Linked DNA regions of Homo sapiens: region 1 is linked to region 2. The links are chromatin loops, found by intact Hi-C in ENCODE. Cell type or tissue: chondrocyte. All regions are shown on one strand. Each heading gives the region's core, and the rest is flanking DNA. Links, peaks and the distances in the headings are about the cores only. Region 1 overlaps LINC01182 (long intergenic non-protein coding RNA 1182). Region 2 holds the start of LOC107986182 (a long non-coding RNA gene).

Region 1 (16,570 bases), core at 5,373-13,372, 56 kb after region 2:
TTCAGGAGGTATGTAAACCAATATCCCTCTCTCAGCTCCAGTAGTTGTACACAGGGACCTCTTTTCCTTCTCCCCTGCCTCTGCCCCTGGGAGGATGGTTGAAATAATATTATGTTCCTCCTTGTTCCTTATCCCTTAAATTGGGTCAGATCTCCCAGACTCCACCCCGAGGTGTGCCCTGTTCAGAGTGGTACATACCTCAGTGGTTCAAATCCTGAGTTCTGGGGTCAGACAGGCCTGAATCCTTACCTTGGCCCATCTACATTCCAGCCAAATGACTTTGAACAGGTAACTCAACCGCTCTCTACCTCCATTTCCAGAATGGTAGAAACTGTTGCATGGATTTGTTCTGAGGCTGCACAGCCCCGTGTCTGGCTCATAGCTAGTGCTCATTAAATGTTTGTCTAACAAATGTCTCTACAGGCAGTGACTCTTCTGCTCAACCACCTCTGATTCCTTCCCCATGCTCTCATTTCCCCTATCCAAGAGTGTGGCTCAGTCTCTGGTTTTAGGATCTGCTTTTGGAACTTTTTTTTTCTTTGAGACAGAGTCTTGCTCTGTCACCCAGGCTAGAGTGCAGTGACGTGTTCTTGGCTCACTGCAACCTCCACCTCCTGGGTTCAAATGATTCTCCTGCCTCAGCCTCCTGAGTAGCTGGGACTACAAGCATATGCCACCATGCCCAGCTTATTTTTGTATTTTTAGTAGAGGCGGGGTTTCACCATGTGGACCAGGATGGTCTCCATCTCCTGACCTCATGATCTACCCGCCTCAGCCTCCCAAAGTGCTGGGACTACAGGCATGAGCCACCGCGCCCGGCCTGCTTTTGGTACTTTTACGGAGAAAAATCTTTACCCTGTTCCTCTGAGTTTCAGTTTTTTCCTTCCACACTGTTCCTCCCTGCTTTCTCCTTCTCCTGTAGTCCAGCCCCAACCCCAAAAACTCCACCTGCTGGGCCTACCCAGGGTGTCTCTTCCAAAGTCCCAAGAAAGAGATACTGGTAATGCAGATAAACCACTCAAACCTACTCTGCAAAGCTTAATCACCATGGAAAACGCCTTTCAGAATGTTACATAAGTGTTGTCTGTAGAGGTGGACTCTGAAAATGAAAGGGTGAATCGATGCACTAGCTGGTAGGCTTGTAGCAAATAGAATATATAATCAATTTTGCTACTCAAGCTAACGTTCTGAACTTCTGATGCTGGTCAGAACAAAACAAGCCTTGGATCACAGTGTTCCAATTGTCATGCCCTGGCAAGCACAATGCGGAGATGTAATTGTGCACCCGGCATGCTTTGATGGTTTGGAGGCCACACCTCCTTCAAACACACAAGGGGCCTTGTCAGAACAGATAACCGACTGACTCCCACAGACTGTATCTGTATGAGTCACCTTGGGAAAATCAAGACCCCAGCTGCTGAAATGAACAACTTTAAAGCCGAAAGTTTGCTGGAGACAATTTTGTGCACAGCAGAGAGAATTTCTCCTGGCTTCAGCTCTGCTCATGCAGAGCAACAAGCCAGTGCCTAGCATAAGCCTGCCTGCAATGGTGGTTCCCAGCTGGGGTCACTCTGCCCCCAACCCCAGGGACATTAAGAAATGTCTGGAAACGTGTTTGTTTGTCACAAACAGGGAAGGAAGTGTTACTGGCGTCTCGTGGGTAGAGGCCAGTGATGCTGCTAACAGTCCCATAATGCACAGAATAGCCCTGCAGAACAAAGAATTATCCAGCCTAAAATGTTGATACTTCTGCAGTCAAGTAACTCTAACCTATTAGGAAGAACCAGCATTCTTTCCCTGACTGGTGGGAGGCATAGTGCTCCTCTCTATCCATAAACTGGCCCCAGTTCGGTTTTGGGCAAGATACTTCATTCTCTGTGCTTCCTTTTCCTCATCTGTAGAATGGGGATAATATAATAATAAAATTTATCTTGCAGAGTTGGTTAAGGACTACATGAACTACAAGTAATAATGCGTATAAAGTGTTTTATAAGTACCTAGCAGTTAAGAAGCAATGTTAACTATGATTTTGCTTAATCACTCCTTTATTTTATTTATTGTTATTTTGTAGGGGACTCCTGGTTTTTGCCTTTCCCTGACTAAGATGGCCTCCTCCCTTTCACTGTTTCACCTGTGATCATTCTCCTCTTCCCGCAAAGTTTGATTTAAACATCATTTCCTCCAATTACCCTCAGACCTGCAAGTAGGGGTCACTCAGTCCTGCTGTGAGCTCCTGGCATATCGTTTACTGCTGGGTCACCTAAGTACCTAGTTGGTCTGCCAGCTCCTAAATGGCAGAGACCACATCTTAACACCTGTGTGCTCTCATTAAGGCCACAATGAACATTTCTTAAATTAAACCTCATTCTGCCTTTATCTTAGGTCTCCTGCCTGTCTGAAAGTGTTTGCTATATGCATAATGATCTCTCCAGCATGCTAAGGTCATCTGCAGCAGCAAATGTCTCTTAAGGGTTGATTATGGGTCCAAGGATCTGAAAGATTTTCTATGTGATGGAATTAGGGGGTTTGAATTCCAATGTAGATACTCTGGTGAGGAGGAATAAAGATCCTTCCCCTCATTTAGACCCAAGAGACAGAAATACTACCACCAGTTGGTGATCACTGAGGATCCGTATTTGTTAGGCATTGTATGAACCTTCTCCATGAACTATCTTCTTGGTGTCTCAAAACAATCTTTTGAAAGAGGTACCAAAATTATTCCCATTGTTATAATTATATGCCCAATGTCACACAGCAAAGATAACTGTCCAGGTAGGTCTATCTTACCCAACATCTGTGCTTCTTATCACTCTACTGTAGATCTCTCAAACGGTAAGTCAATTGGTATCATTAAAAGGAAGGTACAAAAATCCAGGAACACATTCATAAAACTCTTTAGACCCACAACTGGAAATGCCAGTTGGATGGTCTTTTAATTTTTCTGTTTCCCTAGTAACAGAAATCATTCTTCAAAAACAAAACAAAACAAAACAAAAAACAACCTTAGAAACAAGTCTGCTTTGTAAAACAGGTAACACAGAACTGCTCCAGGTTGAAGAAGGTTGGGGGAGCTATGAAATCTCACCCACCTGTCACTCCCTTCCCACCCAGGTGCCCTTAAAGGCACTCTGAGGCACCAGCTGATTACACCTTCATAGTCTGTAGATGTGGAAAGAAAGGCCTGGAAAGAGGAAATCATTTACTAAAGCTCACTCAGCTCAAAAGCGGCAGGGCCAGGAATTCTAAGTCCCCTGGCTCCGAAGCCAAAGCTCTTTTGACAGTATTTTGATGTCTCATTTGTGACAACTAGGCTTTCTTACTAAGAAGTGCAGAATTATAAAATAAAGTCAACAAAATCTACAAAGGATTACTATACTTCATCTGATCTAGGATTATATCAGTTACAAGATTCACTCCAATTTGTGATGTTAAAAATTCTAGACCTCAGAATCAATACAATGAAATGTGTCAAGAGTGTTTATTCCTCTGTCATTTGGTGCAAGGCACTTCTGTTGATTCTCCTTTTGTCCTTCACCATTCTAAGACATTGGTTCCAATCTTTGTTTTTGGATTCAAGTTTCCTTTGGAATCTGGTGAAAGTTATGGACACTCTAGCTAGAAAAATTCACATTGCATTGACATGGTGTGGGATACAGCCTGACAGTCTCCTGAAGCCATTCCACAGAACCTATATATTTTATGTATTCCTGATAAGACGTAAGTCCCATTTGAAGAGCTCAAATGTTTCCCACTTATGCTGTTTCTATGGAAAGGAAAAACAATCTGCTATCCATTTTACAAACACAAAATTAACCTCTATGCTAAAGGGTGGAGCTTTAGGGTGAAAGAACAAAGGAGTCAAAGTTACCTCCTGGCCAAGCTAACAGTTTCCCAACCCCCACTGTCATTCTCTTAGGCAAGGATCAAATTTTTTAAAGTTCTTAAATTTTTGAAATGAGAAATCCTAACTATCAAAAGCAAAATGAAGCAAGTGAAGCTAATTGTGTTTAGAGTTAGTGCTTAACCACTCAGAGAAAAGAATTATTTCCATTGACTTCCGGAGCACAGTAATTTTACAGTACATCCCTCTAAGAACAAAAATAGCAACTGGAAAGGAATTGTAAACTCTTTTCAGTAATTATATTTTCAGTTTAATATTGACATTGTTATTTCAAACTATAAGCCTTCAGCAAAGTGTTATTGGAGATTTTCATTGCCTGGATTTCTGTTAGTTTTAAAGTAGAGAACCATGGAAGATGGTCTTATGAGTTGGAAAAAGAGAATGAGTGTTCTAAATCTATATCCATCTCCCAACCAGCTTTGTCTGTCTCTAGGCAATTACTCCAGAACAAACATGCTGTATCACAAGAATTATTAATTTTATCCTAAAGTAAACAGACTCATCTCCAATGATAAAAGAAATTATCTACCCACATGACTTGACCGATATCTTTTTAAGAAATATATCCTTGGTTTTACTATTGTGTGATCAATCTGTCCAGGCTTGCCTGGTACTTGTCTGTTTTTAGCTGGAAATCCAGTGTCTTGAGATGAGCCTCACTTCGGGGCAAACAGGGATGGTTGATCACTGATATGGTTTAGCTGTGTCCCGACACAAATCTCAAATTGTATCTCCCAGAATTCCCATGTGTTGTGGGAGGGACCCAGGGGGAGGTAATGGAATCATGGGGGCTGGTCTTTCCTGTAATCTTCTTGTGATAGTGACTAAGTCTCATGAGATCTGATGGGTTTATCAGGGGTTTCTGCTTTTGCTTCTTCCTCATTTTCTCTTGCTGCCACCAAGTAAGAAGTGTCTTTTGCCTCCCATCATGATTCTGAGGCCTCCCCAGACATGTGAAACTGTAAGTCCAATTAAACCTCTTTTTCTTCCCAGTCTCGGGTATGTCTTTATCAGCAGCATGAAAATGGACTAATACAGTAAATTGGTACCAGTAGAGTGGGCCATTGCTGAAAATATACCTGAAGATGTGGAAGCAACTTTGGAGCTGGGTGACAGGCAGAGGTTGGAATAGTTTGGAGGGCTCAGAAGAAGACAGGAAAATATGGGAAATTTTGGAACCTCCTAGAGACTTGTTGAATCGCTTTGCCCAAAATGCCGATAGTGATATGAACAATAAGGTCCAGGCTGAGGTGGTCTCAGATGGAGATGAGGCACTTGTTGGGAACAGGAGCAAAAGTGACTCTTGTTATGTTTTAGCAAAGAGATTGGCAGCATTTTGCCCCAACCTTAGAGATTTGTGGAACTTTGAAGATGAGAGAGATGATTTAGGGTATCTGGCAGAAAAAATTTCTAAGCAGCAAAGCATTCAAAAGGTGACTTGGGTGCTGTTAAAGGCATTACATTTTAAAAGAGAAACAGAGCATAAAAGTTCAGAAAATTTTCAGCCCGATGATGCAGTAGAAAAGAAAAAAACATTTTTTTTAGGAAAAATTCAAGCCAGCTGCAGAAATTTGCATAAGTAGCAAAGAGCCTAATGTTAATCCCCAAGACCATGAGGAAAATGTCTCCAGGCTATGTCAGAGATCTTCATGGCAGCCCCTCCCATCACAGGCCCAGAAGCCCAGGAGAAAAAAGTGATTGTGTGGGCCGGGCCCAGGGTCCCCATGCTATGTGCAGCCTAGGGACTTGGTGCCCTGTGTCCCAGCCATCCCAACTGTAGCTGAAAGGGACCAAGGTACAGCTCCGGCTGTGGCTTCAGAGGGTGGAAGCCCCAAGCCTTGGCAGCTTCCATGTGGTGTTGAGCATGCGGAGGCACCGAAGTCAAAAACTGAGGTTTGGGAATTTCTGCCTAGATTTCAGAAGATGTATGGAAATGCCTGGATGCCCAAGCAAAAGTTTGCTGCAGGGGTGGGGCGCTTGTGGAAAACCTTTGCTAGGGCAGTGCAGATGGGAAATGTGGGGTCGGAGCCCCCAAACAGGGTCCTTACTGTGGTACCGCCTACTGGAGCTGTGGAAAGAAAGCCACCGTTCTCCAGACCTCAGAATGGTAGATCCACCGACAACTTGCACCGCACCGTGCACCTGGAAAAGCCGCAGACATGCAACACAAGCCTGTGAAAGCAGCCAGGAGGGAGGCTTTGTACCCTGCAAAGTCACAGAGGGAGAGCTGCCACGACCATGGGAACCCACCTCTTACATCAGCAAGACCTGAATGTGAGAACTGGAGTCAAAGGAGATCATTTTGGAGCTTTAAAATTCGACTGCACTGCTGGATTTCAGACTTGCATGGACCCTGTAACCCCTTTGTTTTGGCCAATTTCTCCCATTTGGAATGGCTGTATCTACCCAATACCTGTGCCCCCATTGTATCTAGGAAGTAACTAACTTGCTTTTGATTTTACAGGCTCCTAGGCAGAAGGGACTTGCCTTGTCTCAGATGAGACTTTGGACTGTAGATTTTTGGGTTAATGCTGAAATGAGTTAAGACTTTGGGGGACTGTTGGGAAGGCATGATTGGTTTTGATATGTGAGGACGTGAGATTTGGGGGTGGCAAGGGACAAAATGGTATGATTTGGTTTTGTCCCACCCCCCGCCCCCAAGATCTCAACTTGAATTTTATCTCCCAGAATTCCCACATGTTGTGGGAGGGGCCCAGGTGGAGGTAACTGAATCATGAGGGCCAGTTTTTCCTGTGCTATTCTCGTGATAGTGACTAAGTCTCATGAGACCTGATGGGTTTATCAGGGGTTTCTGCTTTTGCTTCTTCCTCATTTTCTCTTGCTGCCACCATGTAAGATGTGCCTTTCACTGCCTGCCATGATCCTGAGGTCTCCCCAGCCACGTGGAACTGTAAGTTCAATTAAACCTCATTTTCTTCCCAGTCCTGGGTATGACTTTATCAGCAGCATGAAAATGGACTAATACAGTCACCCTATCATGCAAACAATTTATTCATCTTCCCCTGGGCTGACACTCTTTTTAAAGCCTCCCATATTAACTGAGGATAGTTCTTGCCAACCCCTCTGGAAAAGATGGCACCATGCCAAAATGCCTCTTTTCCAATCTTTATATTTCACTTTTGATAGAAGGCATGGCAGAGAGTTGGGAATGGGGTAGGATGGGAACTTTCAATTTACCCAACCATGTGTGCCTTCCCTAGTGCCTTATGTTCTTTACTTTTCTTAAAATTATTTGCCTTCCCAAATAAGTCATACCTCCAAGACATATTCTATTGGCTACATGGAAGGAAAGGAAAGAAAATGAACAATTTCCAAACCCAGTTGAGTGAGCACCTGGGACAAAGAACATAGGCTCTGAAAGCATGGGGTTGATACTTCTGTTAGTGTATTTGAGGGTGGGGCAAGGCCTGGAATAAAGCTGGAAGCTGGCCTCTTGGGGAGAAAAAAAAAAAAAAACAGGGACAGCATTCAAGGGCAAAATGGAAATTAAAACCAGACAGCTTGTCCAACTAAGTCATCAACCTGCGGGACCTGGAGGAAGAGGACATGACCAGCAAATGGAAGCAAGATTGGCACTAAGGAGCAAGAGGGTTCAAAGAGAAGCTTGGGAAGCAGGATGTGGAGAAATTCCATGGAAAGACAGTATGGCCACTACTGTTCTTCTGTTTGGTTTTAAAATTTTTATTAGGAAAATTACAGACATATATAAGAGCAGGGGGAATAATATAATAAAATCCTATGTATGCATTTTCAACTTTCAACAATTATTAATCATGATGGCTCTTGTTTCATTCATATGCCCCCATTTCTTCATTCCAGATTGCTTTGAGACATATTCTAGATATATTATTTCATTTATTATTTCAGTATTTCTCTCTGAAAGATAAAAGTCTCTTTATAAAAGTGTATTAATAATATTATTACGTCAAAAAAATACACTAGCTGACATGGTTTGGTTGTGTCTCCACTCAAATCTCATCTTGAATTGTAGCTCTCATAATTCCTACATGTCATGGGAGGGACCCAGTGGGAGGTCATTGAATCATAGGGGTGAGTTTTTCCCATGCTGTTCTCATGACAATGACTAAGTTTCCTGAGATCTGAGGGTTTTAGCAAAGTGAGTTCCCCTGCACATACTATCTTATCTGCTGCCATGTAAGACATGACTTTTCTCCTCATTCAACTTCAGCCATGATTGTGAGGCCTCCCCAGCCATGGGGAACTGTGAGCCAATTAAACTTCTTTCTTTTGTAAATTACCCAGTCTTCAGTATGCCATTATTATCAGCCTGAGAACATACTAATACAGTAAATTGGTACCAAGAGTGGGATGCTGCTGTAAAGATATCTGAAAATGTGGATGTGACTTTGGAACTGGGTAACAGACAGAGGTTGGAACAGTTTGGAAGGCTTAGAAGAAAATAGTAAAAAGTGGGAAAATTTGGAGCTTCTTAGAGACTTGGAGGGCTCAGAAGACAAGAAGATGTGGGAAAGTTTGAAACTTGTTGAATGACTTTGACCAAAATACTGATAGTGATATTGATAATAAAATTCAGGCTGAGCTGATTTCAGATGGAGATAAGGAACTTGTTGGGAACTAGAGTAAAGTTCACTCTTGCTATGCAAAGACACTGGCAGCATTTTGCCCCTTTCATAGAGATCTGTGGAACTTTGAATTTGAGAGAGGTGATTTGGGGTATCTGGCAGGAGAAATTTCTAAATGGCAAAGCATTCAAGAGGTGACAGAGCATAAAAGTTTGAAAAATTTGCAGCCTGATGATGCAACAGGAAAGAAAACACCCATTTTCTGAGAAGAAATTCAAGCTGGCTGCAGAAATTTGCATAAGTAATGAGGAGCCAAATGCTAATCAGCAAGACAGTGGGGAAAATGTCCCCAGGGCCTGTCAGAGAGCTTCATGGCAGCCCCTCCCATCAAAGGCCTGGAGGCCTAGGAGAGTAAAATGGTTTTATGGTCCAGACTTAGGGCCATCCTGCTTTATGCAGCCTCCAAAATAGTGCCCTGCATCCCAGCTGTTTCAGCTCCAGCTATGGCTAAAAGGGGCCAAGTATAGCTCAGTCCATTGCTTCAGAGGGTACAAGTCCCAAACCTTAGTGGGTTACATGTGGTGTTACACTTGTGGGTACACAGAAGTCAAGAATGGAGGTTTGGGACCCTCCACCTAGATTTTAGAGGATGTGTGGAAATGCCTGGATGTCCAGGCAGAATTTTGCTGCAAGGGCAGGGATCTCATCAAGAAACTCTACTAGGGCAGTGGGGAAGGGAAATGTGGGGTTGGAGCCCCTACACAGAGTCTCCACTGTGGCAGTGCCTAGCAGAGCTGTGAGAAGAGGGCCAATGTCCTCCAGACCCCAGAATGGTAGATTCACCAACAGCTTGCACTGTGTACCTGGAAAACCCAGAGACACTCAATGCCAGCCCATGAAAGCAGCCAGGAAGGGAGGCTGTACCCTGCAAAGCCACAGGGACAGAGCTACCCAAGGCTGTGGGAGCCTGCCTCTTGCACCAGTGTGACTTGAATGTGAGACATGGAGTCAAAGGAGATCACTTTGGAACTTGAAGGTTTAATGACTGCCCTATTGGATTTCAGACTTGCATAGGGCATGTAGCCCTTTGCTTTGGCTAATTTCTCCCATTTGGAATGGATTACCCAGTGTCTTACCCCCATTGTATCTGGGGAGTAACTAATACTTACTTTTGATTTTATAGGCTTATAGGCAGAAGATACTTGCCTTGCCTAGTCTCAGATGAGACTTTGGACTATGGACTTTGAGTTAATGCTGAAATGAGTTAAGTCTTTGAGGAACTGTTGGAAAGGCATGATTGGTTTTGAAATGTGAGGACATGAGATTTGGGAGGGTCCAGGGCAAAATGATATTGTTTGGCTGTGTCCCCACTCAAATCTCATCTTGAATTATAGCTCCTGTAATTTCCACATGTTAAGGGAGGGACCCAGTGGGAGGTAATTGAATCATGGGGGGCAGGTTTTTCCCATGCTATTCTCATGATAGTGAATAAGTCTCACAAAATCTGATGGTTTTATAAAGGGGAGTTCCCCTGCACAAACTCTTTTGCCTGCCACCATGTAAGACATGACTTTGCTCCTCATTCGCCTTCAGCCATGATTGTGAGGCCTCCCCAGCCATGTGTAATTGTGAGTCAATTAAACCTCTTTCCTTATAAATTAGCCAGTCTTGGGTATGTCTTTATTAGCAGTGTGAGAACAGACTAATACACTAACCCTAATGTATTATCAAGTATCCAATCTGTTCAAAGCTCCTCCTCTTCCTTATTACAGTGGTTAATCTGTCTTTTATTATTTTTTTCTTTATCTATAGGCTTTTTCATCTCTTTTGTTTTCCCTTACAACTTATTTGTTGGAATAATCTGTAATTATTTCAGCAGAGTTTTTCACAGTCTAGATTTTTCCAAGTGCATGCCTGAGATGTTGTTTAGTATGTTCCTCTATCTCCTGTATTTCCTAGAAGCTGTTAGGTAGATTTAGAGGTTTGATCACATTGAAATTCAATTTCTGTCAACTTTTATGATAAAGTGAGGTTCTATCAGGAGGCACCTAATGTCTGATTGCTTCTATTTACATGATGTTAAGATTAATCAGTGTTGTCAGTTGTTGTACCTTTCATGAAGTCCCCCATTAACATTTCACCTAATGGATATACAGATGCTCCCCAACTTATTATGGGGTTATGTCATAAACTCATTGCAGGTTGAAAATATCATAAGTCAAACATGCATTTCATACACCTAAACTACAGACATCATAGCTGAGCCTAGCCTACTTTAAAAGTGCTTAGAACACTTACATTAGGCTACAGTTGAGCAAAATCATCAACAACACAAAGCCTATTTTATAATACAGTGTTAAATATCTTATGAAATTCATTGAATACTGTACCAACCCTGTAATATTACCTGTTACATTACCAACCCTGGTAATATAACAAAACAAGGCCTTTCAACACCCCAAAAAAATCACACTAGTTCACCAGCAATGGATCCAAACCAAGAAGAAATCCCTGATTTACCTGAAAAAGAATTCAGGAGGTTAGTTATTAAGCTAATCAGGGAGGCACCGGAGAAAGGCAAAGCCCAATGCAAGGAAATCCAAAAAAATGATACAAAAAGTAAAGGGAGAAATAGTCAATGAAATAGATAGCTTAAAAAATTTAAAAATTCAGGAAACTTTGGACACACTTTTAGAAATGTGAAATGCTCTGGAAAGTCTCAGCAATAGAATTGAATGAGTAGAAGAAAGAAATTCAGAGCTCAAAGACAAAGTCTTTGAATTAACCCAGTCCAACAAAGACAAAGAAAAAAGAATAAGAAAATATGAACAAACCCTCCAAGAAGTCTGGGATTATGTTAAACTACCAAACCTAAGAATAATTGGTGTTCCTGAAGAAGACAATTCTAAAAGCTTGGAAAACATATTTGGGGGAATAATTGGGGAAAACTTCCCCAGCCTAGATAGAGACCTAGACTTCCAAATACAAGAAGCACAAAGAACACTTGGGAAATTCATCACAAAAAGATCTTCTCCTAGGCACATTGTCATCAGGTTATCCAAAGTTAAGATGAAGGAAAGAATCTTAAGAGATGTGAGACAGAAGCACCAGGTAACCTGTAAGGAAAACCTATCAGATTAACAGCAGATTTCTCAGCAGAAACCTTACAAGCTAGAAGGGATTGGGGACCTATCTTCAGGCTCCTCAAAAAAAAAAACAATTATCAGCCAAGAATTTTGTATCCAACAAAACTAAGTACCATATATGAAGGAAAGATACAATCATTTTCAGACAAACAAATGCTCAGAGAATTTGCCATTACCAAGACACCACTACAAGAACTTCTATAAGGAGGTCCAAATCTTGAAATGAATCCTGGAAATACATTGAAACAGAACCTCTTTAAAACATAACTCACACAAGGCCTATAAAAGAAAAATACAAACTAATAAGCAAAAACAAAAAAACAAAAACAAAAAAACAAAGTACACAGGCAACAAAGAGCACAGTGAATGCAATGATACCTCACATTTCAATACTAACATTGAACGTAAATAGCCTAAATGCTCCACTTAAAAGATACAGAACTGCAGAATGGATAAGAACTCACTAATCAACAATCTGCTGCCTTCAGGGGACTTACCTAACACGTAAGGACTCACATAAACTTAACGTAAAGGGGTGGGAAAAGGCATTTCATGTAAATGGACACCAAAAGTGAGCAGGCATGCAAACGGACACCAAAAGCAAGCAGAAGTAGCTATTCTTATATCAGACAAAACAAACTTTAAAGCAACAGTAGTTGGCCAGGCGCTGGGCTCACGCCTGTAATCCCAATACTTTGGGAGGCCAAGGCAGGTGGATCACGAGGTCAGGAGATCAAGACCATCCTGGCTAACACAGTGAAACCCCATCTCTACTAAAAGTACAAAAACAAAATTAGCCAGGCATGGTGGCGGGCGCCTGTAGTCCCAGCTACTTGGGAGGCTGAGGGGGGAGAATGGCATGAACCCGGGAGGTGGAGCTTGCAGTGAGCCAAGATCATGCCACTCACTCCAGCCTAGGCTGCAGAGCGAGACTCCATCTTAAAAAAAAAAAAAAAGCAACAGTAGTTAAAAGAGACAGAGACATTAGATAGTGATAAAAGGCCCTGTCAAACAGGAAAAATATCACAATCCTAAACATATATGCACCTAACACTGGAGCTCCTAAATTTATAAAACAATTACTAATAGACCTAAGAAATGAGATAGACAGCAACACAATAATAGTGGAGGACTTCAATACTCCATTGATAGCACTAGACAGGTAATCAAGAGAGAAAGTCAACAAAGAAACAATGGACTTAAACTATACCTTGGAACAAATTGACTTAACAGATATATACAGAACATTTCATCCAACAACTGCAGAATACATATTCTATACAGCAGCACATGAAACTTTCTCCAAGATAGACCATATGGTAGGCCATAAAACAAGCCTCAATAAATTTAAGAAAATTGAAATTATATCAAGCATTCTCTCAGACCAACTCCAATAAAACTGGAAATCAACTCCAAAAGGAACCTTCGAAGCCATGCAAATACATGGAAATTAAATACCCTGCACTTGAATGAGCATTGGGTCAAACACTAAATCAAGATGGAAATTTAAAAATTCTTCAAGCTGAATGACAATAATGACACAACCTATCAAAACTTCTGGGATATAGCAAAAGTGGTGATAAGAGGAAAGTTTATAGTCCTAAACACCTACATCAAAAAGTCTGAAAGAGCACAAACAGACAATTCTAAGGTAACACCTCAAGGAACTAGAGAAACAAGAACAAACCAAACCCAAGCCCAGCAGAGGAGAGGAAATAACCCAGATCAGAGCAGAACTAAATGAAATTGAAACAAAAAAAAAATACAAACGATAAATGAAACAAAAACTGGTTCTTTGAAAAGATAAATAAAATGGATAGATTCATAGCAAGATTAATCAAGAAAAGAAGAGAGAAAATCCAAATAACCTCACTAAGGAATGAAACAGAAGATATTACAACTGACACCACTGAAATACAAAACATTATTCAAGGCTGCTATAAACCCCTTCATGCACATAAACTAGAAAACCTAGAAGAAATGGATAAATTCCTGGAAAAATACAATGCTTCTAGTTTAAATCAGGAAGAATCAGATACCTTAACAGACCAATAAGGAGCAGCAAGATTGAAATGATAATTTAAAAATTACCAACAACAAAAAAGTCCAGGACCAGACAGATTCACAGCAGAATTCTACCAGACATTCAAAAGAATTGGTACCAATCCTTTTGACACTATTCCACAAGTTAGAGAAAGAAAGAACCCCCCTTCCAACTCCTTCTATGAAGCCAGCATCACCCTAATACCTAAACCAGGAAAGGACAGAACCAGAAAATGAAAACTACAGACCAATATCCTTGATGAATATAGATGCTAAAATCCTTAACGAAATACTAGCTAACCAAATCCAACAACATATCAAAAAGATAATCCACCTTGACCAAGTGGGTTTCATACCAGGGATGCAGGATGCAAGTAAATAAATGTGATACACCACATAAACAGAATTAAAAATAAAAATCACATGATCATCTGAATAGATGCAGAAAAAGCATTCAACAAAATCCAGCATTCCTTTATGATTAAAACTGTCAGCAAAATCGGCATACAAGGGACATACCTCAAGATAATCAAAGCCATCTATGACAACCCCACAGCCAACATAATACTGATGGAGAAAAGCTGAAATATTCCCTCTGAGAAATGGAGCAAGACGAGGATGCCCACTCTCACCACTCCTCTTTGACATAGTACTGGAAGTCCTATCCAGAGCAATCAGACAAGAAAAATAAATAAAGGGCATCCAAATTGGTAAAGAGGAAGTGAAGCTGTCCCTGTTTGCTGATGATACGATCATTTACTTTGAAAACCCTAAGGACTCCTCCAGAAAGCTCCTGGAACTGATAAAAGAATTCAGCAAAGTTTCTGGATACAAGATCAATGTACACAAATCAGTAGTTCTTCTAGACACCAACAACAACCAAGCAGAGAATCAAATCAAGAACTCAGCCCCTTTTACAATAGCTGCAAAAAATGAAAATAAAACACATAGTAACGTGCCTAACCAAGGAGACGAAAGACCTCTACAAGGAAAACTACAAAACACTGCTGAAAGAAATCATAGATGACACAAACAAATGGAAACACAACCCATGCTCATGGATGGGTAGAATCAATGTTGTGAAAATGACTGTACTGCCAAAAGCAATCGACAAATTCAATGCAACTCCCATCAAAATACCACCGTCATTCTTCACAGAGTTAAAAAAAAAATTCTAAAATTCAAATAGGACCAAAAAAGCCCGCATAGCCAAAGAAAGACTAAGCAAAATGAACAAATGTGGAGGCATCACACTACCTGATTGCAAACTATACCATAAGGGCATAGTCACCAAAACAGTATGGTACTGGTATAAAAATAGGCACATAGACCAATGTAACATAAGAGAGAACCCAGAAATAAACCCAAATACTTACAGCCAATTGATTTTCAACAAAGCAAACAAAAACAAAAGTGGGGAAAGGACACCCTTTTCAACAAATGGTGCTGGGATAATTGGCTAGCCACATGTAGGAGAATGACATTGGATCCTCATCTCTCACCTTATACAGAAATCAACTCAAGATGGATTAAAGAATTAAACCTAAGTCCTGAAACTATAAAAATTCTAGAAGATAACATTGGAAAAACCCTTCTAGACATTGGCTTAGGCAAGGAGTTCATGACCAAGAACCCAAAAGCAAATGCAATAAAAACAAAGATAAATAGCTGGGACCTAATTAAACCAAAGAGCTTTTGCATGGCAAAAGGAATAGTCAGCAGAGTAAACGGACAACCCACAGAGTGGGAGAAAATCTTCACAATCTATACATCTGACAAAGGACTAATATCCAGAATCTACAACAAACTCAAACAAATTAGTAAGAAAAAAAACAAACAATCCCATCAAAAAGTGGCTTAAGGATATGAATAGACAATTCTCAAAAGAAGATGTACAAATGGCCAATAAACTTATGAAAAAATTCTCAACATCACTAATGATCAGGGAAATGCAAATCAAAAAACCACAATGTAATCTACCTTACTCCTGCAACATTGGCCATTATCAAAAAGTCAAAACAAACAAACAAACAAACAAAAACAGTAGATGTTGGCCAGGATACAGTGAACAGGGAACACTTCTACACTGCTGGTGGGAATGTAAACTAGTACAGCCACTAATGGAAAACAGTGTGGAGATTCCTTAAAGAACTAAAAGTGCTACCATTTGATCCAGCAATCCCATTACTGGGTATCTACCCAGAGGAAAAGAAATCATTATTTGAAAAAGGTACTTGCACACGCATGTTTATAGCAGCTCAATTCACAATTGCAAAATCATGGAACCAACCCAAATGCCCATCAATCAACTAGTGAATAAAGAAACTGTGATATATACATATATATACACACACACACACACACACACACAATGGAATACTAAGCAGCCATAAAAAGGAATGAATTAACAGCATCTGCAGTGATGTGGATGAGACTAGACCCTATTATTCTAAGTGAAGTAACTCAGGAATGGGAAACCAAACATCGTTTGTTCTCAGTGATATGTGGGAGTTAAGCTATGAGGATGCAAAGGCATAAGAATGATACAACGGACTTTGGGGACTTGGGGGGAAGAGTGGAAAGGGGACAAGGGATAAAAGACTACAAATATGGTGCACTGTATACTGCTCAGGTGATGGGTTCTTTTGATGTTAAACTTCCATATTTAGCCTTTGGAAGCAATTTCATATTGTTCCTAAGTTAATTTTACATGGTCCCAAGGGCCTTTGATAGCTTCCTTGCTTTCTGATGCAATGAGATGTTCTAGTGAGATGCAATGAGACACATAACTCATCTTATGTGTTTTTTGTCCCACACTTATAATCAACCATTTCTCAAAGAAGCCCAAGCTCCTTAGTAAGAAATGATATTTGGAGACCACAATTTGGATGTCAAGGGTCCTCCTTGTTACTGGG
Region 2 (16,570 bases), core at 3,381-11,380:
GATAACCAAGCAATATTAGATTTCTCTAGTAATTTGTTTTTACTGTATTTTACAAAAGTTTCAATCCACAATGGTTTGGAATTAGAAAACAATTTTCCCTTTATCAAAGATGGTTTTAGAAGCTCTGTTCCAATAAAACCCTCCCTCTGGAATAATAGTCCAAGGTGTGGGGAAAAATAATTCAAATGATTCTAACTTGCCATTTAATGATTAGCTGTTCTTCACCCAAGTGGCTTGGCTTCTGGAGCGGCTGGTGGAGCCCAGACATCTATATTATTTAAAGCTCTACCAAAGATGTAAGCTCCATGAGGGTAGTGTTTGGGGTCTGTCTTGTTCACTGACGCATCCTGAGTCGAACTGTGTCTGGTTCTAGGTAGGTGCTTAATAAACATTATGAAGTGCATGAACAAATGAATAGCCCCTGATGGACAGACATGCTTGAGAAACACTATTTTTCACATTCCTATCTACACTCAAGATTTTACCTATGATAGCAGGCTGAAGATTCCCAGGATCTTACATCCTAGCAGGTAAGACAAACAATTAACCAACAGAATGATTAAGGTCACAGACATGCTAAGGAAGAATTGAAGCCAGATGTGATAAGCAAAATAACACCTCCATCCCTAAAGATGTCCATGTCTTCATACCTAGAACCTCTGAATATGTCAGGTTATGCAGCAAAGGAGAAATAAGGTTGAAGCTGGAATTAAGGTTGCTAATCAGCTGACCCTAAGATAGAGAGATTATTCTGGGTTGGCTGGGTGGGCCCATGATAGTCACAAGTGTGCTTAAAAGTGAAGGAAGGAGGCAGAAGAGGAGAGTCCAAGGACAAAGTGACTACAGAGGAATGGTCGGAGATACAATTTTGCTGGCTTAGAAGGCGGAGGAAGGGGCCATGAGCCAAGGATACAGGCAACCTCTAGAAGCTGGGAAGGGCAAGGAAATGAAATGTCCTTTATGAAAAGTAATGCAGCCCTGTAACACCTTGATTTTAGCCCACTGAGACATATGTTGGATTTCTAACATACAGAACTGAAGACAGTAAATGTATGTGTGTGTGTGTGCGTGCATGCGTGTGTTTCCTGAGTCAGGGTCTTGCTCTGTCACCCAGGCTGGAATGCATTGGCACGATCTGGCTCATTGAAGCCTCAAACTTCTGGGCTCCAGAGATCCTCCTGCCTCAGCTACTCTGGCTATTTTTTTTTTTTAATTTGTGTTTTTTAGAAATGGAGTCTCTCTATGTTGCCCAGGTTGATGTTGAACTCCTGGCCTTAAACGAAGCTCCCACCTCAGCCTCCCATGTTGCTGGGATTACAGGCATGAGCCATCACATCCAGCTAAGTCTGCATTGTTTTCAGCCACCATGTGAGTATCACTTTGTTACAGGAGTAATAGAAAACCAATGCACTGAGTGATGATATTGATTGTAAGCAGGGAAGGTCCCTTTAGAGGTCTCACAAAATGTAACAGTGTAATGAAATGCGAAAAAGCAAGAACTAACCTTAAAAGAGCTGAGAGAAGATTCCAGAAGAAGAAAGAGCTGGTATTGAGTTCCAGAGGGAGGACACTCCTTGGCAAAGGAGACCCAAGTGGCTGAGCTGGTGGAGCAAGAAACAGAGAGAGAAAAGATGAGATGGAGCTGGAGAGGTTGGCAGAGGTCCTCTGCAGGACTGGGAGGTCATGGCAGGAGGACTGGAGTTTATTTTAAGAGCAATAGATGGCTATAGAATAGAGCAGAAGGGTGATAGGTTGTTTTTCACTTTCTTAATGATATCCTTAGAGGCACACAATTTTTAATTTTGATAAAGTAAAACTTAAAAATCTTATCCTTCATCACTTGCAGTTTTAGTGTCATATCTAAGAAATCATTGCCAAACCCTAGACCACACCGTTTTACTCTGGCATTTCCTTCTATGAGTTCAACAGTTTTAGCCCTTACATTTAGGTCTATGATCTACCTTGAGTTAATGTTTGTGTATGGCATGAGGCAGGGATCCAATTTCATTCTTTTGCATGTGGATATGCAGTCGTCCCAGCACCATTTGTTGAAGGGATAAGTAACATTTTATTGCAATAAAGACAGACTCAGTAATAATGCTATGCTGAGCCATGTTGATGCCCAAGGCAAAAGAAAAAAATCAGTAACATAGTGTTTTGTAAATATTAAAGATACAAATTCTTTCTAATTTGGTCTTGAAGTCTCTCCCTGGAGAGTGGCTATAAACTCTAGCCCTGCCCTGACGACAGGGCTCCAGGGAAGGCAGTTTCTGGATGTTTACAGCATGCCTTTCAAGGGATACATCTTTATCCTGGTAGACTGCCTAATGCCTAAGTGTCCGGCCATGGCCAGGTGTTCCCCATACAGAAAACTTGCTTTTATTCACAGATGTCCCTGTGGCTCTTGTCTAAGCTGTGTTTAGTTTATTCCTACCAAGATAGCCACTCCATAGGAGAGCCCTGACCAGGAAAGAAGTTAGGCTCATGTTTGTCTGTCAGGGGAGACACAGGAGGAGGCAGCACAACACCGAGCATGAAATAACAGACATATTTATTACTTACAGATTCCACAGTGCAGGGGGCAGTATGCCTCCCAGGGTCACTGGAAAGGGGGAAGCCACTGAGGACACGTGCATTCAGCCAGCAGGTGGGGAGCAAGAGAGAGAGAAGGGGACCTGTAAGCCAAATTCTTTATTGGGTCCTGGGAGTTACTCAAGCAGGTTTCCTGTGGGGAGGTCTAACTGGTGGTACAAGCAGGCATTAGTTTCATGGGGGTCACGCTGTGACTAAGAGGTGGCCACTGTGGCACACCTGCACAGTCCATGTGGGGTGTGGAGGTCAGTGGGGCTAATTAGGTCAGTTGTATCTGGCTGTCTCATGGAGAGGTAACTATCACGAGTTATATAAGCCAGAGAGCTGAACTGACCACCTTAAGGAACTAGGAGGAGTTGTAAAACTGGATACTGCACCAAGGGTGACTAAGCCTGCTTCTGGTATGAGAAAGTTAAAGTTATATTCAAAATGGATACTGAAGCAACATGAAATTATAAGAATTCACTCAATACTATTTATCTTAAAATTTTATTTTTTTTTCACTGTGGGTTTTTGCATTAATTTTGTTTAAAATATTGCATTTAATATTACTTATCCTAGTTACTGAGACCTTGAAGCCCTTTTACATTTTGTGCCTAAAATAGGCCTTATTCACCTCACTCTAGTTAATGTCCTACAAAGTCCCTAGCTCAGCTTACCATGCCTTCCACACCCTAAACCCTGCCTGCCCCTCCATCTGCCTCTCACCCCCCATTCCTCAACTGTTATCACTAATAATACAGATTAGTTCATGTTTCCTTGCACACATCATGCTATGTCAAGTGTCTGTCATTTTGATCTTGCTCACCACTTGACTTGGAATCACTTATCTTTAATATCTTGCTCTTTCCCATCCTACAAGATCAGGTGTTAACTCCTCCAGAAAGCTTTCCTTGCGCCTCCGGGTGGGTTGGCGCTCCTCACCCAGGCTCCCACAGTGCCCTCCTCACCCATTGTGCTCCCATAATTATTATAGAATAATAACATAATAACATAGCATGTATTACCCTGTAAAATAATTATTTATTATTTGTCTTCTCTCCTTCTGGACTGCAGCACTTTGTCCCTTATGTCAAACTGTATCTTACCCACTTGAACATTCTCATGTCCTAGCACAGTGCCTAGAATATGACAGATAAGTAATAGATATTTGTTTAACAGTTAATCTAGCTAGAAGTACAGCAAGGAGAAGCCAATCCAATCTGCCTAAAGTGAACAGAGAAGGTTCCTCATGGAATCTCCCTGGTAGGAGGACACAAGTTAAGCATCTGGCACAGAACGCTTCCCTGCTAAAAAGGTGAGACATCCCAGAGAACAGAGGCTGTGCCTGAGGCAAGAGCTCCTTGTCTGGACTCCGAGGATGGAAGCAAAGACTTACAAGACCTCATTAGAGAGTCAGCCCCATAGACAGAAGGATAATTTAGAAATTTAATAACTGGATCTGGCCTACAAGTGAAGCAGAGAAGTGGCTACTTCCAAGGAGTGAAACAGTGAGCAAAATTAAGGGAAAATTCCCACTGAGCTCACTTCATTTATTCATTCATTCATTCACTAGTCATTTCATAAACATTTATGGAGCATCTTTTGGGGGTACTGGGATAGGCCCTGGAATACAGGGATCAAAGATCATCTCCTTACCCAAAGAAATCCATGGCCAAGTCAACTGCTGCAAACCTACTATGTGTGGGATGGGAAACCAAAAAATACAGGTATTAACAACAAAGTCTAGCCTTCAGTGTTTTTACTGGATTATTCTATTTGCCTATCCAAATCCACTCTCTATCTTTGTCCACCCTGCTATTCCCTGGGGAAGCTGAACCTGAACCACACTCTTGGGCTCCCTTGACCACTGACTACCAACTGCACATGGCCAGTGTTGTGCATCAGCAGGAGATTGGAAGGAGAGAAGTGAGTGAGGGTGTGGCATTTATTACTATTGCCGTGGGGTTTCCATGGGCCAGTTCTGTTGAAAGCCAGGAATCCTATGTTTCTTCCGCATAGCCCCCGCAGTCTTCTGGCTCTCTTTCCCCTCTCTCCACTCTTTCAGGCCTACAATAGCACCTAGATTTCATAGTCCTCTGGCATTTGACTATTCTTCGTGGTTTCCCTAAGCCCTGCTCCCAGCTTTGTAAGTAGTCCTTTATTAAATTCATTTCACATTATCCAAGTGTAAGTGTGCCATCTGTTTCTTGCTGGGACCTTGACTGACACAACAAGCTCCTAAGGGAGATGTGACAAGAACATCAATAAACGGGGGATGGAAGGAGGAATCCCCTTGGACATGTGAATGAATATATATGGCCACCCACTGGGAAAGGAGGCCATGAGAAAAAGTCAAAGCCAAACACGTTGGGATTATTTGCCTTTATGCCCAGGAAGCTGGAACAGAGCAGGGAGCTGGTCGAAGGTACCCGAGAATCCATCCCTGAAGGATAGCAGATTTGGAGGGTAAGGAAAGATTTCTTTCTACCTGAGAAGTGCCTAGGAGACAGTGACTCTGAGTTTTCTTGGGGTAGACAGCAATGAAGGCTTAATAAGCAGACCCCCCAGACTGGTCTCCTCTCCCCTTGCCACTGTGGGACCTTGAGGCAAAGGGAGGAGCAGACTGATGCACCTCGAGTGCTATAGAGAAAGGGAAACAAGACTGTTTCCTGAGTTGCAGAATATGTCAAAAAATAAGAGGACAAAACCACACTCTGTCAAGTCACCTTAAAGACACGAAATAGGTTCTAGGCCTATAAAAGTGCCTGTGGCTTAGCATAGCTAGAGGTTATCTAGATGTTTTCAGTCTGAGAACTTTCACCTGAGGAAGAAGGACACATCAGACTCTTCTAACAGCATTCGAGTCACACTACTCACATCCCTCTTTTCAGTTCCATCCTCCTCAAAACTCCTTAGAGGTATTATTTGGTTCCTCATGTGGTTTTCTTACATGGAAGAAGAACCATATGTATGCTGATCAGGTTTAAGGTACCTAACAAGTAGAATTCATGCTGAAAATCAATACTTTCGGCATCTGCAGTCTCCTAAAAGCATTGTTAGTGAGAGTCAGCCTCCCCAAGTCCAGGAAACTCAAACACTTTGAAAATCTAAACCCACAAAGCCAAGGTCAAAATCCTGGCTTGGGTGAAGTCATGAATATCAGTGCTGCCTGGAGGCTCCTTGGAAGCCCACCATCCACCAGCCTGGGACACACACAGACACACTGGTACTTTGATGAGCCCTGCTGCCCACTAAAGTGCTGATTTGTTAGAACAGCCATTGTACCAGGTCTCTCTCATCCCTTTCTTGAACAATGGATTGCTCTTCCAAACTTTTTTCTTTTTTTTTCTTTGACTTTTAATTTTAATTTTAATTCTTTAGTTGACACAGATCTTATATATATTTATTGTGTACAGCATGTTGTTTGAAATAAGCAGGCTTTCTGAAATGGCTAAATAGTGCTAATTAACATATGCATTACTTCACATACTTATCATTTTTGGGGGTGAGATACCTTGATCTGTTTTCAATTTCATAGCCTGGCATTGGCTCATTGTTCTATTTGACTGATTCTGCCTGTCACTGTATCTACCACCTCTGTCAGATTAGAGTAATCCACAAATTTGGTAAGCAGGCGTGACCTAAGTGACTGATAAAAATGTTAAATATACAACCTGAGGATTCTTCAATCCCATCCTGGCTTCTCTCCTTTTAAAACTTTGGTCTGTCCTTTTCAGAACTACATGCAGCATGACAAGTGTGGTCTAGCCTGTGCATGGCAAAGCATGCCTCTCACCTCGTTGAAATTCTCTGCTCCTGCAGGCTGAGATCAAAATAACTCCCTTACACATTATGGCTGATATTACTGAAGTGCTTCTGTCATTTTTATCCTGAAGATACTAAGTCACATCAGTGCATCTTGTTAGTTTTCTTTTGGACTCGGGTGTAACATGTTCTGTTCCTGTTCAGTTTCAGTTTTGCCTCATTATGCTTAGACCATTGCTGCAGCCTGTTAAGATCTATTAGGATCCTGTGCAGACCAGACTCAACCTCTCATCACTCGACTTGTGCCTAACTCTCTAGTACCATCCCATCCCCACTTCTGTCTCTACACTTTATTTCTAGCAATAGTAATTGCTTCAGGGCCTCCCCAATGTCTTCTAGACTGTGTGTAGGATACAATCTCTCCCACACAGAAAAAGTCTCAGACTAACACAAAGATCCACATCTCAAACTCCGACCCATTCCACTCCATGCAACAGAAGGTAAAAGGATATGGGAGATCTCTGAGTCATGTGACCAGGAGGCTGGGGTCTAGTCCTGTCTTCACCCTTAAAAGGCTCTTGTCTGTCCTGTGAGCAGGCATAGGGTACAGCAGTCTGAGGATACACCAGGGTCTTTCTGCCCCTCTCTAGCTGGAGCAGAGGCTGCTCTTGCTTCCCAATATCCATTCTCTCATTCTTTTCTGCTCGTAAGAACAGACCCCAGTATTTAGAACAGCACATATAAACCCCTGAAATGATGGCATTGCCAGCTGCTTTATAGCCAGGAGTGGTCAAGAGATAAAGTTTTGGCCAATGAAGTGGGAAAAGTCATGTGTGACTGACTTTCAGGAGGGTCTTAAAGGGGAGGGAATAAATGATCTTTGTCCTCATCCACTTGCGCCTGCTGTCTGCCTGGAATGTGAATGTGATGACAGGCTTTCCAGCAGACATCGTAGGACCATGCAGTAAACTTGAGGTTAGAAACTGGTCTGATGATTCTGGAGGAGAAAGATTGAAGCATGGTCTCGGAAACACCATGCCAAGCCTAGACTGCCTTTACGCCAACTTCTTTTATGGGAGAAGGGAAGTAAGCTTTTACACATTTAACACACCTTTCAGAAGCCACTTTCTTCTATATTTATGATGTTATCTCTAGCTGCTTAACTCTGGAAAAGCCTCCTATTCTCTAACCCTATTTATCCAACTGCAAAATGAAACTAACAATATAACAGGAAGGGGAAAAAGATCATATGTCAAGCATTGACAAGACACTAGGAATATGAAGGCAAAAAGATAAAGGCAATTCAGTCTGCAGATTTTATGTGATGATCACCTCTCATTGCTCACTCACTATTTCTTTCTTTCTTTCAACAAGTATTTATAAAGCCTCAACAGAGATGACAGTTCTGAAGGGACTAGGGTTGCCATATTTAGTAAGTAAAAATACAGGGACAACAAATCTTTTTTTTTTTAGCATAAGTATGCCCTGTGCAATATTTTTTTATTAAAAAGATAATTGTTGTTTATCTGAAATTCAAGTTTAACTGGTTGTCCTGTATTTTATCTAATGACCCTACCTGGGGCTACCATGGTGAATAACACTGAAAAAAGCCCATCCTGCAAGGAGCTGTCTTCCAGTGGAGGGGATGGTGCACAAACCATGAAGCTCAATATCAGAACTGAATGTAGGGATAAGTGGCATGAAGGAAATAAAACCACTACAGTGTGACAGGAAGGTGACTCTTCAAGATTGTCAGGGAAGTCCCGTGAGGATGTAACATTTCCCCAGATGCCTGGACATTGAAATGGAACTAGCCAAGCCAGGGGAGGACCAGTCCAGCCTCAGGGGCCAACGAGAGCAAAGGCCCTCATGTGGGAACATGTTTGGGATGTTCTAGAATCCCAAGGCCAGTGGGGTTAATGTTAAGTGGAGAGAGGTGTGCTGGAGCCCAGTCATGTAAGGCCCATAGGTGATTTTTTTTTAAAAGAGGCCATGGATTCTATTTTAAGAGTAAGTAGCAGCCATCAGAGGGTTAAGAAGGGAAGAATATCGTCCAATTTATTTATTATTGTTTATTTTTTAAAGAAGGTCTTGATTGCTTGGTGGGGATGAGACAGGGTTGGAGAAGTAAAGGCAGCTGCAGGAGAATGAGTAAGGGGCTTTTCAACAGCACAGCTGAACTGACAGAGGCTTCAGCTGGAGAGCTGCAGAAGACCTGGTGAGAAGGATCCCACGGGCTATGTGTTTGGGAGTAGGGCAGACAGGACCAGTGAAGAGATTCACTGTGGAGGCTGCAGGAGAGAAGCGAATCAAATATGATGTGCAGGGCTGGGTCCTGAGTAACTGAGTAAAAAGTTCTCATTTACTGAGATGGAGACACTATTCCTAGGGCAGGTTTGTGGACAGCATGGGGCAGAATATTAAGGAGCTTGTCTTGGCCAGATTCCTTAGATTAGATAGTCAAATGGAGATGTTAACAATTAAAAGTTGCTTTTATTATCCCTAATTTACAGAAGAGGAAACTGAGGTCTCGCAGGTTAGAAAAGCAGGACTCATAACAAAACCTGTCCAGACCCAGCTTGCTTCCCCAGACCACACTATTATAAACCTCCCTGCTGCAGACGCGAAACAAGCACCAAATGAGATCATAGACTTTTAAATTATAATGATTATTAACGTGGGACAGTGTCTGGAGACAGGCAGGGCATGGAACCTACAGGATCTAGGGAGCAGGTAAAATGTGCTCGGCTCTGCTTTGGAGCTGAGTCCTCCGCACGCCAGGGTCAGTTACATTTCCACAGACAAGCTGTTCCACAGCCAGACTTCACGCCATCCCCTCTGAATCATTTAAATTGCCTTTGCTAAATAATTTACCTCCATGTAGACAAAAGGGTTCCACAGGCTCCCCAAACATTGTGGGACTGGTGCATAATTTACAAAGCATTGCTTAGCCGCCCCGTGCAGGGAGAACAACAGGGCTTGGACACCTGCCAGAGCCAAGGAGGGCACCAACTGGAAAGGAGGCAAAACACAGCTCCATCAAACAGAGGCAAAGGCACCTACTGACACCTGGATTCTCAAGGCCAAAAGCAAGACAGGAAAATGTGAGGGTCAAACTGCCTCTGGGCACAGGCTGAAGCCAGTGAGGGAGGGGCACGTAGCTAGCATGCGTGCTGGAAGTCTGAGGAAAATATCATCAATGCTACACTCTTCCTGATTACCAATATCCTGAGACCTAATTAATTATGTCCTTTAAAAAAGCAGCATTGCCTCTGGTAAGAAGCATGTTTAGCAAATACCTGAGCATTTTAACACAGGCAAGAACGATGTGGAATTCAGACAGGAAGGGCAATTTTCTGTGCCTGGAATGCCTTCCTCCACATCCCTTATGCACTTGACAAATTCCTGCTCCTTTTTCCAGAGCTGTCCTCAAGGGTTACCTCCTCCAGGAAGCCTACCTCACTCCCAGAGGCAGACCAAGGCTTCCTTCTCATCGTGAACTATGTTTTATCTCTCATTTCATTGTATAATAAATGTTGTTTTCCTCCCCTGGACTCAGGTCCTTGGTAACAGAGTTTCTTTAAATCTGTAGTCACAGTACATGATTCAGTGGTAGCACATTCTGTATTCATTGTAGAATGAAGGATGAAACAAACAAGACATGCACCATAACTTACAAGATATTTTCCCCAGCATTGCATGTAGTATTGTTGCTTTAAGCATAAAAATTCATATCCCAAGAGAATGGCAAAGTGTGTATAAAATAAGCAAACATACCAGAAGTTGCTCAGCATCTTCAAGAGTCGTTCTGCCCCTTGCTCCATGTCTTAGCCCATTTTCTGTTGCTGTAACAGAATATCACAGATTAGGTAACTTATAAAGAAAGGAATTTTATTCATCTCACAGTTCTGGAGGCTGGGAGTTCCAAGAGCATGATGCTGGCATCTGGTGAGAGCCTTCTTGCTGTGTCATAACATGGCAGAGGGTATCACATGGCGAGAGGGCAAGAGCACACATGCCAGCTCAGGTCTCTCTCCCTCTCTTATGAAGCTGTTGTTCTCATAGTGGAGGCTCCACCCTGACAACTTTATCTAATCCTAATTACCTTGCAAAGACCCCATCTCCAACTGACATACGGATTTGGGAATTGAGTTTCCAACACAAGAAATTTGGGAAACATATTTAAACTATAGTGCTCCACTTGGACTAATACTTCCCATTTCTAACCACCTGTCAGCTTCAGCTCTTTGAGTTTGGCATCTAATTCATTTTACAATGCCTGACTCTTAATAGGATGATTGGGTTCTTGAATCAGACAGATATATTTTTTTTGGAAGTTTCCAGCCATGCCACTTAGAAGCTGTGTGGCCTCAGTTTAGTAAGTTAACCTCTCTGATCTTCAGCTTCCTTACTTATAAAACAGGCACAGTAGAAGTATAGAGGTATTAATAATGCCTACCTCATTGTAATGTTGTGAATATTAAATGAGATCAGTGTATATAAATATCTTAGTGCAGTGCCTAGAACTTAGTGATCATTGAATGAATGTTAGCTATTACTACTGTTTTCACTTTACTACAAGATGTATTGTCCATTCTGTCACTGCACCTGCTTTCTATGTTCTCTACCAGTACACACACCTTCAGTTCAGCCCTGGACTTGCTGCCATGTATCCAATACCCCATGATCAGACCCAGAACACATTTGGCAATCATAGGTTCTCTTCTTGTGATTATAACAAATTTCCTCTTCCTGGATGCTTCTCAAGATCAAGAGTAAAAATCTGAGTTATCTTAAGCTATGTTTGGGTTGTCAGTCTGTGCTGCTTTGAATATAACTCCCCCAAAATACTGCCTCATATAAAGCCCCAGCTTATATTAGGGTTACTTGTGTTTGAGCCTAAAGATACAATGGCAGTTAGAATTTAAATGGCATTTACTATGTGCTTGGTACTTTTTAAAAGTCATTTATATTTAGTACTTAAAACCGAAGAGGTACCAGTATATCTTCATTTTGCTTATGAGAAATTGAGGCACAGAGAGGTATCGTATGAGGGTGGGAGTGTGTCACACTCTGCTCAGGAGGGCTTGCTAGTCAGAGCTGTAAACTAAGTTTACATCCTTGGGAGAAGAAAAACTTTGTCCATTCTAAAGGGTCTGACTTTTCCCAGTTTTAGACATCAAGGAAGAGGCAGGTTCTGTTATAGAAAACCCAGCCTTGTAAGGCAAGGATTAGATGGGCAGGACCAAGGAATGGTCATCATTCTCTGAGCCCACTCTCTTTAGTTAAGATTTTAATGCATCTGAACATATTGAAAAAGAAGGTGGCAGAAAACTGGCCCTTGACTCAAGATAGCTTTTAGACTTAGGGCAGGGTAGGGAGATAGGTTGTAGGAAAATTGAGACTACTGTTAGGTAGCAGGTATCCCATACAATAAAATGTCAAGTGGTACCCTCTAGAGTTAATTCGCTTCTGTTATCTGGGAGCCCTGTTAATCATTCTTTCATGCCTTGGTTGTACCATGGGGAATAAAGGAGTGGATTTAGGTTCACCTTGGACACTTGTGTGAAAATAAGATCTGCAGTCTCTGGAACCAGCTTTGTTGGATGCAAAGAGAAAGTGTGTCTCAGGGATAAGAAAGAACTCCCTGCTAACCATGGGGAGCTTCTCCATCTATTGCTAGCCAAGGTGGATGAAGATTTGATTTCATTAAATCACCCGGCACATTTCTTTACCTGCCCATAGGTGAGTGAGTCCATAGGAGAGTGAAAATGGAGGCCATTTCCAGCCAAACCTGGAGGCTTCCGTGGGTCAGACAACTAGGCCCCAAGAGAAGAAAAATAAATAAGTTAAACTCCCTTCATCGGGAAAATAAACATCAAATGGCATGTGATAGTGTGCACTGCATAAGTGAATAAAGGAGGTTTAATTCTTTAATTATTGCCTCTAGTTTCCCCATGGTAACAAAGGGCAAGTTGATGAAGAGAGATAATCAGGGCATAAAATATTGTGTCTCCTTGGTTTATTTCACTTAATAAAATAATAAAAATATTTCTCCTTAAGTTCCCAGTCTTGCTTAAAAAAATGAGACAGTATTTTTATCTAAACTCATTTCAAAACAGATCCATAAAGATTTACTGAGTACCTACTATGACACTGGGTTCAATATGATGGTCTCTGCTCAGAAAGCACAATTCTGACTTCCCCTTGACAGTCCCCACAACTCACATTCACACACTTTTAAGAAATTTCAGGCCAGACATGGTGGCTCACACCTGTAATCCCAGCACTTTGAGAGGCCGAGGTGGGCAGATCACCTGAGGTCAGGAGTTCGAGACCAGCCTGGCCAGCATGGTGAAACTCTGTCTCTACTAAAAATACAAAAATTAGATGGCCATCGTGGTGCATGCCTGTAATCCCAGCTATTCAGGAGGATGGGGCAGGAGAATTGCTTGAACCCAGGAGGCAGAGGTTGCAGTGAGCTGAGATCATGCCACTGCACTTCAGCCTTTCAGTCTGGGTGACAGAGCGAGACTCAGTCTCAAAAAAAAAAAAAAAAAAAAAAAAAAGGGAAAGAAATTTTAGTTATCTAGTGGACTCTTAGAAGATATTTTCGTTTACAACATTCACCATCAAGAGTCTATGACTTCACTAATATTCACCTATATTCCTTTGAAAGATTGTGTCTAGCAATCTTTTGTGTTCATGTTAAGCAAACTATATTTATTAAGAAATACTTTGTTTCCCCATTTTTGTATTTAGAATTTCCAATAGGAATTTCTTTCAAGAAATAACCCATGTGCTTTTACTGAGTTAATAGACTTCCAGCCAAAGTGTCTCCGTTCACTCAATAATCATGAATACAGTAAATACCTGCTATGACCCAGGCATTGTTTGCCATACTTGGGATACAACAGTGAACAAAATTCTAGGTCCTCGTGTAGCATTAATTCTAGTTTAAACATAAAGTCAAAACAAAATTTACCAAGAAAAAGCAAATTACATTGTATATCATGTCATGATTAGTGCTACTGGAAAATGCAATGCAAGGTAAGAGAGGGAGTCATGAGATGTCAGGGGATAGTGGTGATGAATGTGGGGAAGGGAGGCTGTAATTTAAGAGTACTGAGCATAGGTGTATTAGTCCATTTTCACACTGCTGATAAAGATGTACCCGAGACTGGGAAGAAAAAGAGGTTTAATTGGACTTACAGTTCCACATGGCTGGGGAGGCCTCAGAATCATAGCAGGAGGTGAAAGCCACTTCTTACATGGTGGTGGCAAGAGAAAATGAGGAAGATACAAAAGCGGAAACCCCTGATAAAACCATCAGATCTCATGAGACTTATTCACTACCATGAGAACAGTATGGGGGAAACCACCCCCATGCTTCAAATTCTCTCCCACTGGGTCCCTCCCACAACACATGGGAATTAAGGGAGTACAAATCAAGATGAGATTTTGGTGGCAACACAGAGCCAAACCATATAATTCTGCCCCTGGCCCCTCCAAATCTCATGTCCTCACATTTCAAAACCAATTATGCCTTCCCAACAGTCCCTCAAAGTCTTAACTCATTTCAGCATTAATCCAAAAGTTCATAGTCCAAAGTCTCATCTGAGACAAGGCAAGTCCCTTCCACCTATGAGCCTGTAAAATCAAAAGCAAGCTAGTTACTTCCTAGATACAATGGAGATAAAGGATTTGTATAAATACAGCCATTCCAAATGGAAGAAACTGGCCAAAACCAAGTGGTTACAGGGCCCATTTGAGTCCAAAGTCCAGTGGGGCAGACAAATTTTAAAGCTCCAAAATGATCTCCTTTGACTCCAGGTCTTACATCCAGGTCATGCTGATGCAAGAGGTGGGTTCCCATGGTCTTGGGCAGCTCTGCCCCCGGGGCTTTGCAGGATACAGTCTCCCTTCCAGCTGCTTTCATAGGCTGGCATGAGTGTCTGTGGCTTTTCCAGGCAAACAGTACAAGCTGTCAGTGGATCTACCATTCTGGGGTCTGGAAGATGGTGGCCCTCTTCTCACAGCTCTCCTAGGTAGTGCCCCAGTAGGGACTCTGTGTGGGGGCTCTGACCCCACATTTCCCATCTGCACTGCCCTAGCAGAGGTTCTCCATTAGGACCCTACCCCTGCAGCAAACTTCTGCCTGAGCATCCGGGCATGTTCATACATCTTCTGAAATCTAGGAGGAGGTTCCTAAACCCTGCTTCTTGACTTCTGTGGACTTGCAGATTGAACACCATGTGGAAGCTCTCAAACCTTGGGGCTTGCACCCTTTGAAACCACGGCCCGAGCTCCATGTTGACCCCTTTCAGCCATAGCTGGAGTGGGTGGGACATAGGGCACCAAGTCCCTAGGTGCACACAGCATGGGGACCCTGGGCCAGGCCCATGAAACCATTTTCTCATAGATGTCCTGGCCTGTCATGGGAAGGGCTGCCATGAAGACCTCTGACATGCCCTGGAGACATTTTTCCCATTGTCTAGGGGATTAACATTTGGCTCCTCATTACTTATGCAAATTTCTGCAGCTGGCTTGAATTTCTTCTCAGAAAATCGGTTTTTCTTTTCTATCATATTTTCAGGCTGCAAATTTTCTAAACTTTTATGCTCTGCTTCCCTTAAAAAGTTGAATGCTTTTAACAGCACCCAAGTCACCTCTTGAATGCCTTGCTGTTTAGAAATTTCTTCCACCAGATACTCTAAATCATCTCTCTCAAGTTCAAATTTCCACAAATCTCTACATCAGGGGCAAAATGCTGCCAGTCTATTTGCTAAAACATAGCAAGAGTCACCTTTGCTCCAGTTACCAACAAGTGCCTCATCTCCATCTGAGACCACCTCAGCCTGGACCTTATTTTCCATATTGCTATCAGGCTTTTGGTCAAAGCCATTCAACAAGTCTCTAGAAAGTTACAAACTTTTCCACATTTTCCTGTGTTCTTCTGAGCCCTCCAAACTGTCCCAACCTCTGCCTGTTACCCAGTTCCAAAGTTGCTTCCACATTTTCAGGTATCTTTTCTGCAACACCCCCACTCCTGGTACCAATTTACTATATTAGTCTGTTTTCATGTTGCTGATAAAGACGCACATGAGACTGGGAAGAAAAAAGAGGTTTAATTGGACTTGTAGTTCCACATGACTGGGGAGGACTCAGAATCATGATGGGAGGCAAAAGGCACTTTTTACATGGTGGTGGCAGGAGAAAATCAGGAAGATGCAAAAGCAGAAACCCCTGTTAAAACCATCAGATCTCATAAGACTTATTCACTACCATGAGAACAGTATGGGGGAACTATCCCCATGATTCAAATTATCTCCAACTGGGTCCCTCCCACAACACATGGGAATTATGGGAGTACAATTCAAGATAAGATTTGGGTGGGGACACAGAGCCAAACCATATCAATAGGATTCATGGGGTGCTAGTTAAAGGAGGTAAGAGTCATTCATACAATATCATTCTAAGGTAAGCATTCTAAGCAAAGGCTGGAAAACCAAAGCATGCCCAGAGTATCTGAGAAACAGTCACTTAGTGCAGACTGGGCAAAATCCTAGGACAGTCTCAGATGATCCACAAAGGTAGTGGGGCTGAGGAAAAAAAAAGATGGTGCAAGACCATGTATGGTGTTGGAAAGACACTGGCCTTTACCCCCAAGAAAAATGGAGAGCCTTGGAGAATTTTAAACAAAGGAATGATACAACAAAAATCATTTTTCCTAGCCTGTGTACTTTTATTTAGCCTACCCATAAGGTATCCAGAAGGCTTTTTGGAACAATGAAAACACCTGGAGCAGCTTCTAGGACCTCCTCTGGGCTACAGAAAAGGTCTAAGCACCCAGGTTTGGTGCCAATATTCATTTTACAGAGGAGAAAATGGAAAGAAAGAATGGGCAATCGACTGGCCTATGGCCATTGCTGAGTTAGGGACAAGCCCAGGACTGGACACAGGGCTCTTTCTCCCCACAATGTGCCACTAACCAAAGCAATTATGCAAGAAGAAACCAGTCTTGGGTGCATTAATTTTATGTTTTCAGCTGTCCTTCATTAGCCAGGCATCATGTTAAGTGCTTTATAAGCATTATCCCCAAGATGTAGGAAATGTTCTTCCTAACTCATAGATGAAGGACTGAGACCCACAGGGTTTACTGCACTTATTTGAGGCACACATCTAATACATGGAGGAACCAGGGTCCAATGCAGTCTTTCTGCCTGACTAC

Evidence for each region. Peaks named below come from ENCODE experiments on the same cell type or tissue, not always from the same donor. Only the 100,000 strongest peaks of a DNase experiment are listed, where the experiment ranks them.
Region 1: a loop joins it to region 2, with 5 times the contacts of the local background. A loop is called at or near these places in 2 of 110 quality-filtered maps.

The regions. Positions count from the first base shown.
Region 1 is chr4:13,768,985-13,785,554 of GRCh38, reverse strand. All of the region lies in intron 2 of LINC01182 (long intergenic non-protein coding RNA 1182), which reads right to left. LOC101929048 (a long non-coding RNA gene) reads left to right here. Exons shown (of 5, transcript XR_925415.3): 4 at 1-8. Among named protein-coding and RNA genes, the nearest start is that of LINC01182, 120 kb to the right of the region's middle. In chondrocyte, for the core only: no CTCF peak of the experiment used is centred there; no DNase peak of the experiment used is centred there.
Region 2 is chr4:13,823,394-13,839,963 of GRCh38, reverse strand. LINC01182 (long intergenic non-protein coding RNA 1182) reads right to left here. Exons shown (of 4, transcript NR_121681.1): 3 at 10,117-10,184. It overlaps LOC101929048 (a long non-coding RNA gene), which reads left to right. Exons shown (of 5, transcript XR_925415.3): 2 at 374-530. LOC107986182 (a long non-coding RNA gene) reads right to left here and starts at 7,089. Exons shown (of 4, transcript XR_001741382.2): 1 at 4,231-7,089; 2 at 2,563-2,620; 3 at 1,505-1,601. In chondrocyte, for the core only: no CTCF peak of the experiment used is centred there; no DNase peak of the experiment used is centred there.